2 separate regions of the Homo sapiens genome follow, and region 1 is linked to region 2. The links are chromatin contacts, found by Hi-C or POLR2A ChIA-PET in ENCODE. All regions are on one chromosome and are shown on one strand. The core of a region is the stretch at or near the end of the contact, and the rest is flanking DNA. Distances in the headings are between cores, read along the strand shown.

Region 1 (5,398 bases), core at 2,743-5,242, 790 kb before region 2:
ACACCCTGAGACAGAGAGAGAGAGGGGGAAGGAGGGAAGGAGGGAAGGAAGGAAGGAAGGAAGGAAGGAAGGAAGGAAGGAAGGAAGGAAGGAAAGGAGAGAGAGAGAGAGAGAGAGAGAGAGAGAGAGAGAAAATAATTTTTATTTATTTCCAGGCTGGGAAGAGATGCTGATTTCTGCGATAAAATCAGTAGGTACATTTTTTGGAATGTTCGCTATGTGCCAGGCTAGATTTTACAGATGAGAAGTCTGAAGCTCAGGTAAGGTAAGTCACCTGTCCAGGGCCACAAAGAAAAAAAAAACGTGTGTCTGAAGCCAGAACGGGAGCTGTTGCGGCCCAACTCCCTCCCCTGCCCCCAAGCGGCCTCTGGGCTCGGGAAGGGCCCCTGCCTCCTCCCGCCAGGCACTTATCTCTACCCAGGCTGAGTGCTGGCCCCGCCCCCTCGGGGATCTGCCACTTAGAGGCGCCTGGTCGGGAAGGGCCTGGTCAGCTGCGTCCGGCGGAGGCAGCTGCTGACCCAGCTGTGGACTGTGCCGGGGGCGGGGGACGGAGGGGCAGGAGCCCTGGGCTCCCCGTGGCGGGGGCTGTATCATGGACCACCTCGGGGCGTCCCTCTGGCCCCAGGTCGGCTCCCTTTGTCTCCTGCTCGCTGGGGCCGCCTGGGCGCCCCCGCCTAACCTCCCGGACCCCAAGTTCGAGAGCAAAGGTAAGGATGAGCTGCGTGTGGACCCCTACGCTGGAGCCTGCAGGACCATGCTGGGGCCTGAACTCCCAGCCTAGGTCCTGGGGGCCATGCCTGTTTCTGGACTTCCTGACCGGGTCCTGGGGGCCAAGCTGGCATCTGAACCCTTAGACTGGGTCCTGGATGGGTGGGGGGCGGGGTGGGGTATGTTAGGATCCAAGACTCCTGATCGCGTCCCGGGCAAGAGCTAGAGTGGGCTTAACATTCCCGTTTTACCTTTTCAGGGAGTCTGGGACATGCTAAATCCTAAGGGGGCTGACTTGGTGCTAAGGTCCCTGGGGGGTGGGGACCAAGCCGACCCTCCCTAGGGGAGGGAGGGTAAAGCCCGGGTCCGAGTTAGAGGGGCCAAGCCACAGGCTACTGTAAACACGGTTTGTGTGAGGGCGCCAGATCACTTGCCCGGCCCGGTGGAGGGAGGGAGGCGGGGGGCACGGTTGGCGCTATCGGTTGGCGGGGAGCCTGCCGGGGCCGATAGGGGGCCCGCCTCTCCGCACACACCCCCAGCCGCGCGCGTGTCCTAGGCTGGGGCGGGGCTGGCAGTCCCGAGCTCGAGGTCTTGAACGCCGCGCCCAGCTCAGCTGGCCGCTGGGTGGGCAGGTGTGCGCCAGTGGTGACGGCGGGGGACAGTAAGGCGAGAAACTTGCCCCTGGGAATTAGGGGGGCACCACCTCTGCGGACCCCTCCAAGGGACCCGCTTGGGAAGATGGCAGGGCGGGGCTTTTTTCTTATCGGGTCCGCCCAGGCTGCGGGAGGGAAGAGGAGGGGGCTGTCTCCCGAGGATAGAGCTCAGACCCCCATGCCCTTCCTTTGTCGCCCCTCCCCAGCGGCCTTGCTGGCGGCCCGGGGGCCCGAAGAGCTTCTGTGCTTCACCGAGCGGTTGGAGGACTTGGTGTGTTTCTGGGAGGAAGCGGCGAGCGCTGGGGTGGGCCCGGGCAACTACAGCTTCTCCTACCAGCTCGAGTGAGTCCGATCCGGCGGGTGCCTCCAAGGGCGGAGGGAGGGGGTGGGGCAGAGCTCCCTGGAGGTCGTAGCCTCGTATGTCCCCTGCTGTTTGAGGCCCGACGGCGCCTCCAGTCGTGGTCACTGGAGGGAAACCTGCGGGTCCAGGGCTGGCACGCCCTCTATGGGCCGGGGCGCGAACACTCCCGCGATCACCGCTGGAACGCGACCCCAAACATCAGGCTGGGATAACAACGCCTCCAAATCGAGGGTAAGGCGTTACTACGTCGGGGCTGGGACGCCTTCTCGAGGTAGTATCCAAAAGGAGGCCAGCAGTGGCTCATGCCTGTAATCCCAACTCTTTGGAAGGTCGAGGCGGAAGAACCGCTTGAGCCCAGGAGTTCAAGACCAGCCTGGGCAACACAGCGAGATCCCCGTCTCTTAAAAAAAAATTAGACTGGGCGCGGTGGCTCACGCCTGTAATCCCAGCACTTTGGGAGGCTGAGGCGGGCGGATCACCTGAGGTCGGGAGTTTGAGACCAGCCTGGCCAACATGGAGAAACTCTATCTCTACTAAAAATACAAAATTAGCCGGGCGTGGTGGCGCATGCCTGTGATCCCAGCTACTCGGGAGGCTGAGGCAGGAGAATCGCTTGAACCCGGGAGGCGGAGGTTGCGGTGAGCCGAGGTAGCGCCATTGCACTCCAGCCTGGGCAACAAGAGCGAAACTCCGTCTCAAAAAAAAAAAAAAAAAAAGCCAGGCGTGGCGCGTGCCTGTGGTCTCAACTACTTGGGAAGCTGAGGTGGGAGGATCCCTTAAGCCCCAGAATTTGAGGCTGCAGTGAGCCATGATCGCGCCACTGCACTCCAGCCTGGGCGACGAAGGAACACCTTGTCACACACACACACAAGGCTAGACCTTGTGTCACACATACACACTGCCCCCCACAGGCCGGGCAATGCCAACTCCCCGGTCCCCCCTCCCAACCTGCTCCCTTCCCTGGGCGCATAGGGATGAGCCATGGAAGCTGTGTCGCCTGCACCAGGCTCCCACGGCTCGTGGTGCGGTGCGCTTCTGGTGTTCGCTGCCTACAGCCGACACGTCGAGCTTCGTGCCCCTAGAGTTGCGCGTCACAGCAGCCTCCGGCGCTCCGCGATATCACCGTGTCATCCACATCAATGAAGTAGGTAAGTGCTCTGGGAATGGAGGAGTGGTCGGAGGAGAGGGTCTCAGTCCTCGCCCACCTGACCAACCCCCATGCCTGCAGTGCTCCTAGACGCCCCCGTGGGGCTGGTGGCGCGGTTGGCTGACGAGAGCGGCCACGTAGTGTTGCGCTGGCTCCCGCCGCCTGAGACACCCATGACGTCTCACATCCGCTACGAGGTGGACGTCTCGGCCGGCAACGGCGCAGGGAGCGTACAGAGGGTGAGGCCAGCCCCTACGGCCCAGCCCCCAAAGCTCCACTGACTACGGCCCAGCCACGCCTCTCGAGGTCGCGCCCGGTGCCGCTTTCAGGGCCGGTCCGTAACATCCCACATCCCATTACCCTGGTGCTGAAGACCGTTCCACGCCCACAGACACACCCCCTTTCCTAATGTCCTCGCAAGCCTGTTGAACCCCAACTTCTTCTCCCTCCGGCCCGTAACCCTAGACCCCTTTAGCGCCCGGGTCCCTCTACGAGTGCTAGCCCAGATATTAAATTGCCCGGGTCCCGCCCTTTCGTACCAGAGACTCTCTCTCTGATTGGCCCTGAGCTTTCTTGGGCTCCTCCCCCTACTCTTATTGGTCCCATTGCAATTCTAGGGCACCGTTTTCCTTTCCCCTGATTGGCTCAGTTCCACCAGGGCCCGCCCCCACGTCATCTATTTTTGTCTGCTACGCGTCCCTCGCCCTGATTCCGCCCCCAGGTGGAGATCCTGGAGGGCCGCACCGAGTGTGTGCTGAGCAACCTGCGGGGCCGGACGCGCTACACCTTCGCCGTCCGCGCGCGTATGGCTGAGCCGAGCTTCGGCGGCTTCTGGAGCGCCTGGTCGGAGCCTGTGTCGCTGCTGACGCCTAGCGGTGAGGCCCCAGGCGGGGGTGTAGGAGGAGCCAGGGCGAATCACGGGGCAAGCCCACCGCCCTGACCTCCTCCCCGCCTCTTAGACCTGGACCCCCTCATCCTGACGCTCTCCCTCATCCTCGTGGTCATCCTGGTGCTGCTGACCGTGCTCGCGCTGCTCTCCCACCGCCGGTGAGCTCCCCATTTGGGCGCTGGGCCCAGACTCCTCCCCGCCAACGGTCCTCTTTCACTATGGAAACCTAGGCTCAGAGAGAGACACGCACTTGCCCAAGGTCACGCAGTAAGGATTCACATCAGTGGCAGGGCTGGGATGCATGCCAGACTAGACCCAGACTCTTCGTTAACATTTTCTGCTCTTGGGGACTTTCACCTGATTTTCCTTCTACATCAGGGGCTGCCATTTCTTGGGTCCCTTTGTTAGTTCCTTTCCCCAGTGTCATCACCTTTGTAAAATCAACTAGATGGATTTAGTGAAAGAATTTAAGACCCTGAATGCCTCCGCACCCCTGCGGTCAAGCTTCTCAGACACTATGATCAGACTAGCCGTTCTGAGGTATTTGTAATTCCAAGCACACACTAGGTGGTTTCACACCCCCAAGCTTTTGCCCATGCTGTTCCCTCTGCCTGGAATGCCCTTCCTGCCTTGTCTGCTAAGCAATCTTCTAGTCGTCTTTCATGGCCCTGTTCATTTACTTGGTTGGAAAATACAAACAGAGTGCCAAACATGTGCCAGGCACTGGAGAGAGAATGGAGAACAAGCTAGACCCTGACCACAAGTCCCTGACCTTGTGGATCTCAAGTCAACAAACAAGGGACCCAAGAAATATTTGATGACAAATTGTAATGAGTGATATCACAGAAACAAACAGAATGTGGTGACATGACAGGATGGTCAGGGAAGGCCTCCAGGAGGAGGTGACATCAGAGTGGAAACCTGAAGATTGGAAGGAAGCAGCCGCTTGAAAAGTGGGGAGAAGAAACAGCAAGTGCAAAGGCCCTGAGGTGGGAATGAGATTGGAACGTTCAGCCAGCTTCAAGAATTGCCACATGGCATGGCCTGGCATGGTGGCTCACGCCTGTAATCCCAGCACTTTGGGATGCCGAGGCAGGCAGATCACCTGAGGTTGGGAGTTCGCGACCAGCCTGACCAACATGGAGAAACCCCACCTCTACTAAAAATACAAAACTAGCCAAGCGTGGTGGCACATGCCTGTAATCCCCGCTACTCGGGAGGCTGAGGCAGGAGAATCACTTGAACCTGGGAGGTGGAGGTTGCGGGTGAGCCGAGATCGTGCCATCGCATTCCAGCCTGGGCAATAAGAGTGAAACTCCGTCTCAAAAAAAAAAAAAAAATTGCCACATGGCTAGAGTGGTATGTAAGGGGGTGTGGCAGATATTGAGATGAGGGAGGTGACAGGGGTCATATAACGCAGGGCCTTCTGCAGGGTGGTGGGGAGGAGTTTGGAATTTTTTTTTTTTTTGAGACAGAGTCACTCTTGTCGCCCAAGCTGTAGTGCAGTGCAGCAGTCTTGGCTCACTGCAATCTCTGCCTCCCAGGTTCAAGTGATTCTCCTGCCTCAACCGCCTGAGTAGCTGAGATTACAGGCGTGCATGCCCGGCTAATTTTGTAGTTTTAGTAGAGACGGGGTTCCA
Region 2 (5,543 bases), core at 278-2,777:
GATCACTTGAGGTCAGGAGTTTGAGACCAGCCTAGTCAACATGGCGAAACCCAGTCTCTACCAAAAATACAAAAATTAGCCCAGCGTGGTGGCAGATGCCTGTAATCCCAGCTACTTGGGAGGCTGAGGCAGGAGAATCACTTGAACTAGGAGAAGGAGGAGGTTGCAATTAGCTGAGATTGCGCCACTGCACTCCAGCCCCTGGGCGACAAAGTGAGAATCCGTCTCAAAAAAAAAAGAAAAAAAAGCTGGGCGCGGCGGCTCACGCCTATAATCCCAGCACTTTGGGAGGCTGAGGCAGGCACATCTCCAGGTCAGGAGTTCCAGACCAGCTTGGCCAAGAGACCAGCCTGGCCAATATGGCGAAACCCTGCCTCTACTAAAAATACAAAAATTAGCCGGGTGTGGTGGCAGGCACCTGTAGTCCCAGCTACTCGGGAGGCTGAGGCAGGAGAATGGCATGAACCCGGGAGGCAGAGCTTGCAGGGAGCTGAGATCGTGCCACTGCACTCCAGCCTGGGCAACAGAGCGAGACTCTGTCTCAAAAAAAAATAATAATAAAATAATAAAAGTAAATGAATAAATAAAATATAAAAAAATAAAATTAGCTGGGCGTGGTGGGGGGCGCCTGTAATCCCAGCTACTCAGGAGGCTGAGGCAGGAGAACTGCTTGAACCTAGGAGATGGAGGCTGCAGTGAGCCGAGATTGTGCCACTGCACTCAAGCCTCGGTGACGGTGAGACTCCATCTCAAAATAAATAAAAAAAAGAAAAGAAGAAGAAGAAGGAGGAGGAGGAGAAGGAAAAGGAGAAGAAGAAGAAGAAGAAGAGTGGGTGCCAGGGGTTGGGAGAGGGAGAAGGAGTGTTTCATAGGGAGAAGTTTTCCTTTGGGAAGATGAGAAAGTTCTGGAGATGGATGGTGGTGACGGTTGCATGGCCATTAATGTGCTTAATGCCACCGAACTGTGCACTTCAAAATGGCTAAGGTGGCCAGCTGTGGTGGCACGTGTCTATAGTCTCAGCTACTTGGGAGGCTGAGGTGGGAGGATGGCTTGAGACAGCAGGAGAGGAACTGAAATTCGGGCAGTTAGGGTGTCTGGGACAGCAGGTTCAGGTGGTGTCCTGTGGCAGAGGTCAGCAGGTGTCTGACTGTGCCAGGTGGGGGTGGTTGGAGGGCAATGGGGGGCCATAGAGGATGTGAGAGTGAGAGTCAAAAAATAATTGTGAGTTTCAGAGAGATCTCTTTAGTGGTGTGGAGAAGGGATTGTGGACAGGGCCTAGAGGCGTGGTCCCTGGGAGAGGCTGGAGGAGGCTCCAGGCATCCAGAAGGAACTAGGACAAGGCCACAGCCTCAGGGGGATGGGGGAGGCCGCCACTGAGGTGGGGCAGGCGGGGCAGGCAGAGCCAGCACACAGAGCTGCTCTGTTCTCTGACCCCAAGTAAGCTTTTGGGCTCATGAATTTTTCATGCCAAACAAGCCTGGAGTTTCAGATTCCAGGGCACTGGGCCCAGGCTTTCGGGTTCTGCTTACTGCCTGAAAACATCTCAGGGCCCCAGGAGATGAGTTCTTCATTTTGTTGTTGTTGTTGTTTTTGAGACAGAGTCTCACTCTATTGCCCCAGGCTGGAGTGCAATGGCGCAATCTTGGCTCACTGCAACCTCTGCCTCCCAGTTTCAAGTGATTCTCCTGCCTCAGTCTCCTGAGTAGGTGGGATTACAGGCATGTGCTACCACCCCCGGCTAATTCTGTATTTTTAGTCCAGACAGGGTTTCACCATTTTGGCCAGGCTGGTCTCAAACTCCTGACCTCAGGTGATCCACCCACCTCAGCCTCCCGAAGTGCTAGGATTACAGGCGTGAGCCACCACGCCCGGCTGCCAGGAGACGAGTTATTTTGAGGTTCAGCAATGTCTAGGCTGGGGTGAGGGCCTAGCAGTGACTGCATCCCCCTAGGTGACCTTCTCAGCAGGCAGTTGCTGGGAGCATGAAGGACCACCCCCCTCCTTTGGGCAGAAGCAACATAAAGTCTTGGGCTTTAGGCTGGGCGAGATGGCTCACGCCTATAATCCCAGCACTGTGGGAGGCCGAGGCGGGTGGACCACTTAAGTCCACAAGTTGGAGACCAGCCTGGGCGACATTGTGAAACCTGTCTGTACCAAAAAGTATAAAAATTAGCTGGATGTGGTGGTCACGCACCTGTGGTCCCAGCTGTGCAGGAGGCTGGGGTGGGAGAATTGCTTGATTGCTTGAACCTGGGGAGGTGGAGGTTGCAGTGAGCTGAGATCACACCACTGCACTCCAGCCTGGGTGACAGAGACCCTGCCTCAAAAATAATAATAATAATAATAATAATAATCAGGGCCAGGTGCGATGGCTCACCCCTGTAATCCCAGCACTTTGGGAGGCTGAGGTGGGTGGATCACCTGAGGTCGGGAGTTTGAGACCAGCCTGACCAACATGGAGAAACCTTGTCTGTACTAAAAATACAAAATTAGCCAGGCATGGTGGTGCATGCCTGTAATCCCAGCTACTTGGGAGGCTGAGGCAGGAGAATCACTTGAACCTGGGAGGCGGAGGGTATGGTGAGCCAAGGTTGCACCATTGCCCTCCAGCCTGGGCAACAAGAGTGAAATTCCATCTCAAAAAACAAAAAAGTCCGGGTGCAGTGGCTCAAACCTGTAATCCCAGCACTTTGGGAGGCCAACGTGCAATGCGGGCGGATCACAAGGTCAGGAGTTTGAGACCGTCCTGGCCAAAATGGCGAACCCCCATCTCTACTAAAAATACAAAAATTAGCCAGGCATAGTGGCACAAACCTGTGGTCCCAGCTACTTGGGAAGCTGAGACAGAAGAATCACTCGAACCCGTGAGGCGGAGGTTGCAGTGAGTCAAGATCACACCACTCCACTCCAGCCTGGGCGACAGAGCGAGACTCTGTCTCAAAACAAAAAACAAAACAAAACAAAAAAACCTTGTGCTTTCCAGAGCTCAAATCCCAGCTCTGCTTCTTCTGACTGGATGACATTGTACAAATCACTTACTCTCTCAAGGCCTCAGTTTCCCTATCTGTCAAATGAAGATAATAGAGTTGGGGGAGGTGACTCGTGTCTGTAATCTCAGTGTTTTGGAAGGCTGAGGTGGGAGGACAGCTTGAGGCCAGAAGCTCAAGACCAGCTTGAGCAACGTAGCGAGACCCCATCTCTACAAAAAATTTAAAAATTGGGCAGGCACGGTGGCTCACGCCTGTAATCCCAGCACTTTGAGAGGCTGAGGTGTGCGGATCACGAGGTCAGGAGATCGAGACCATCTTGGCTAACACGGTGAAACCCCGTCTCTACTAAAAATACAAAAAAATTAGCCGGGCTTGATGGCGGATGCCTGTAGTCCCAGCTACTCCGGAGGCTGAGGCAGGAGAAGGGTGTGAACCTGTGAGGCGGAAGTTGCAGTGAGCCGAGATTGCGCCACTGCACTCCAGCCTGGGCGACAGAGCAAGACTCTGTCTCAAAAAAAAAAAAAAAAAAAATTTAAAAATTAGCTGGGAGTGGTGTTGCTCACCTGTAGTCCCAGCTACTGGAGAGGCCTAGGTGAGAGGATCTCTTGAGTTCAGAAGGTTGAGGCTGCAGTGAGCCGTGTTTGCACCACTGCACCGCAGCCTGGGCGACAAAGCAAGTCCTTGTCTCAAATAAATAAAAAAAAAAAATAGGCTTCTGTAATTCAAGGGGCTGTCTTGAGGATTCCTGCATGGGCGACATTTAGGGCCACCCTCACTTATGGTGAGCACCATTTAAGCCAGAGTTAGTGTTACTAATAGTAATATTTGCATCCAGCAATATAGCAAAGCAGGCGGAAGCAGGCTGGGACCAGATTCTTAAATCCCGGGACTCAGATTCGAATTCTGGGTCAACTGCCTCCTGGCTCTGGGGCCGTGGGCTTGGGCAGGTGCCTTCACTTCTCTGTGTCCCTGCTTCTACCTTTATAAGATGGCACGAAGGAGACTTGTGCCAGATGATAACTTTTTATTTTTCATTCTATTTATTTATTTTCTTGAGACGGAGTCTCACTCTGTCACCCAGGCTGGAGTGCAGTGGTGCCATCTCGGCTCACTATAACCTCCGCCTCCCCAGTTCAAGTGATTCTTCTGCCTCAGCCTCCCAAGTAGCTGGAATTACAGGCATGCGTCACCACGCCCGGCTAATTTTTGTATTTTTAGTGGAGACAGGGTTTCGCCATGTTGGCCAGGCTGGTCTCAAACTCCTGGCCTCAGGTGCTCTGTCCACCTTGGCCTCCCAAAGTGCTGGGATACAGGCATGAAACATTGCTCCTGGCCCAGATGATAATGTTTTAATTAAAGTGCAGTGCTGCTGTCAATGTTGATGTTAATTTCAGGTGGAGAGGCAAGTGGATGATCCTGATAGCTGCTGTTCTCTAAGTCCCCACCTACAGGGGCTGATAAAGGGCTGGGCAGGGTTTGGGGAAAGGACAAGTGAGGTCTGGGTAGGCTGAGTCTTGTTCCCTGCAGGCCCTGCAGGACATCTCCCTCCCTCAGCCAAGCAAGGTGGTTCTAAGCAAGGCTGAGGTTTACTTTCCCTTTCCTTCTGCCCTGTCCTCAAAACTACCGCACTTTGGGAGGCTGAGGTGGGCGGATCACGAGGTCAAGAGTTCGACAGCATCCTGGTCAACATGGTGAAACCCCATCTCTAATAAAAATACAAAAATTAGCTGGGCATGGTGGAGTGCACCTGTAGTCCCAGCTACTTGGGAGGCTGAGGCAGGAGAATCGCTTGAACCCAGGAGACAGAGGTTGCAGTGAGCTGAGATCGCACCACTGCACTCCAGCCTGGCGACAGACTGAGACTCCATTTCAAAAGAAAAAAAAAAGGAAAGTCCAGGGGTGGAATCTGGGTCTGCAGCAGCTGGTGTGCACGAAACATGCATGGAGCCAGGGGCCATGCCAGGTATTTGGCTATGCAACTGCAGGAGAGGGCACCATGGCTGTTATACCCATTTAACATAAGAGGAGACTGAGGCACAGCAGGTGCATTCACCAGCCCATGCCTTATAGCCAGTGTGTGGTGGTATCAAAAATCAAACCCAGCATCTGTGCTCTCAACTGCTACATCATCATCCAGATCATCATCTTCATCCTCCTCCTTCTCAGCGACATGGTTGACAGTCAGCTACATCCAAGTTCCCTTCCAACACCACGTTGCACAGAATAACTCATTTAATCTGCACAAACCAGGCACAGTGGCTCAGACTACGCCTGTAATCCCAGTACTTTGGAGGGCCAAGGGGGGAGGATCGCTTGAGCCCAGGAGTTTGAGACCAGCCTGGGCAACATACCGATACACCATCTCTACAAAAAATGTAAAAATTAGCTAGGTCGGGCCGGGTGCGGTGGCTTACACCTGTAGTCCCAGCACTTTGGGAGGCCGAAGCGGGCGGATCACGAGGTCAGGAGATCCAGACCATCCTGGCTAACATGGTGAAACCCTGTCTTTACTAAAAGTACAAAAAGTTAGCCAGGCGTGTTGGCAGGCGCCT

The links. Hi-C counts contacts between places; a loop is a spot of excess contacts on that map. ChIA-PET counts read pairs that join two places held with the same protein, here RNA polymerase II (POLR2A). Pooled maps may share reads with other maps.
Region 1: a pooled map shows a loop between it and region 2 (2.7-fold over the local background). The contact joins two enhancer-like sites. A Hi-C loop is called at or near these places in 7 of 50 pooled maps. POLR2A ChIA-PET finds 5 or more read pairs at or near these places in 2 of 52 experiments (B cell and activated CD4-positive, alpha-beta T cell).

The regions. Positions count from the first base shown.
Region 1 is chr19:11,379,402-11,384,799 of GRCh38, reverse strand. It overlaps EPOR (erythropoietin receptor), which reads left to right and starts at 486. Exons shown (of 8, transcript NM_000121.4): 1 at 486-707; 2 at 1,568-1,703; 3 at 2,695-2,870; 4 at 2,951-3,108; 5 at 3,591-3,744; 6 at 3,829-3,916. The coding sequence starts at 593. RefSeq lists a silencer at 1,187-1,246 and enhancers at 2,700-2,789, 2,800-2,859, 3,110-3,179, 2,846-3,383. Within about 2 kb of position 3,992, at least 5 of the 41 ENCODE cell types and tissues checked have a DNase peak (open chromatin) inside an H3K27ac peak, as active enhancers do.
Region 2 is chr19:10,589,980-10,595,522 of GRCh38, reverse strand. No RefSeq gene overlaps it. Among named protein-coding and RNA genes, the nearest start is that of AP1M2, 5.4 kb to the right of the region's middle. RefSeq lists enhancers at 1,355-1,879, 2,406-2,930 and a silencer at 4,343-4,543. Within about 2 kb of position 1,527, at least 14 of the 41 ENCODE cell types and tissues checked have a DNase peak (open chromatin) inside an H3K27ac peak, as active enhancers do.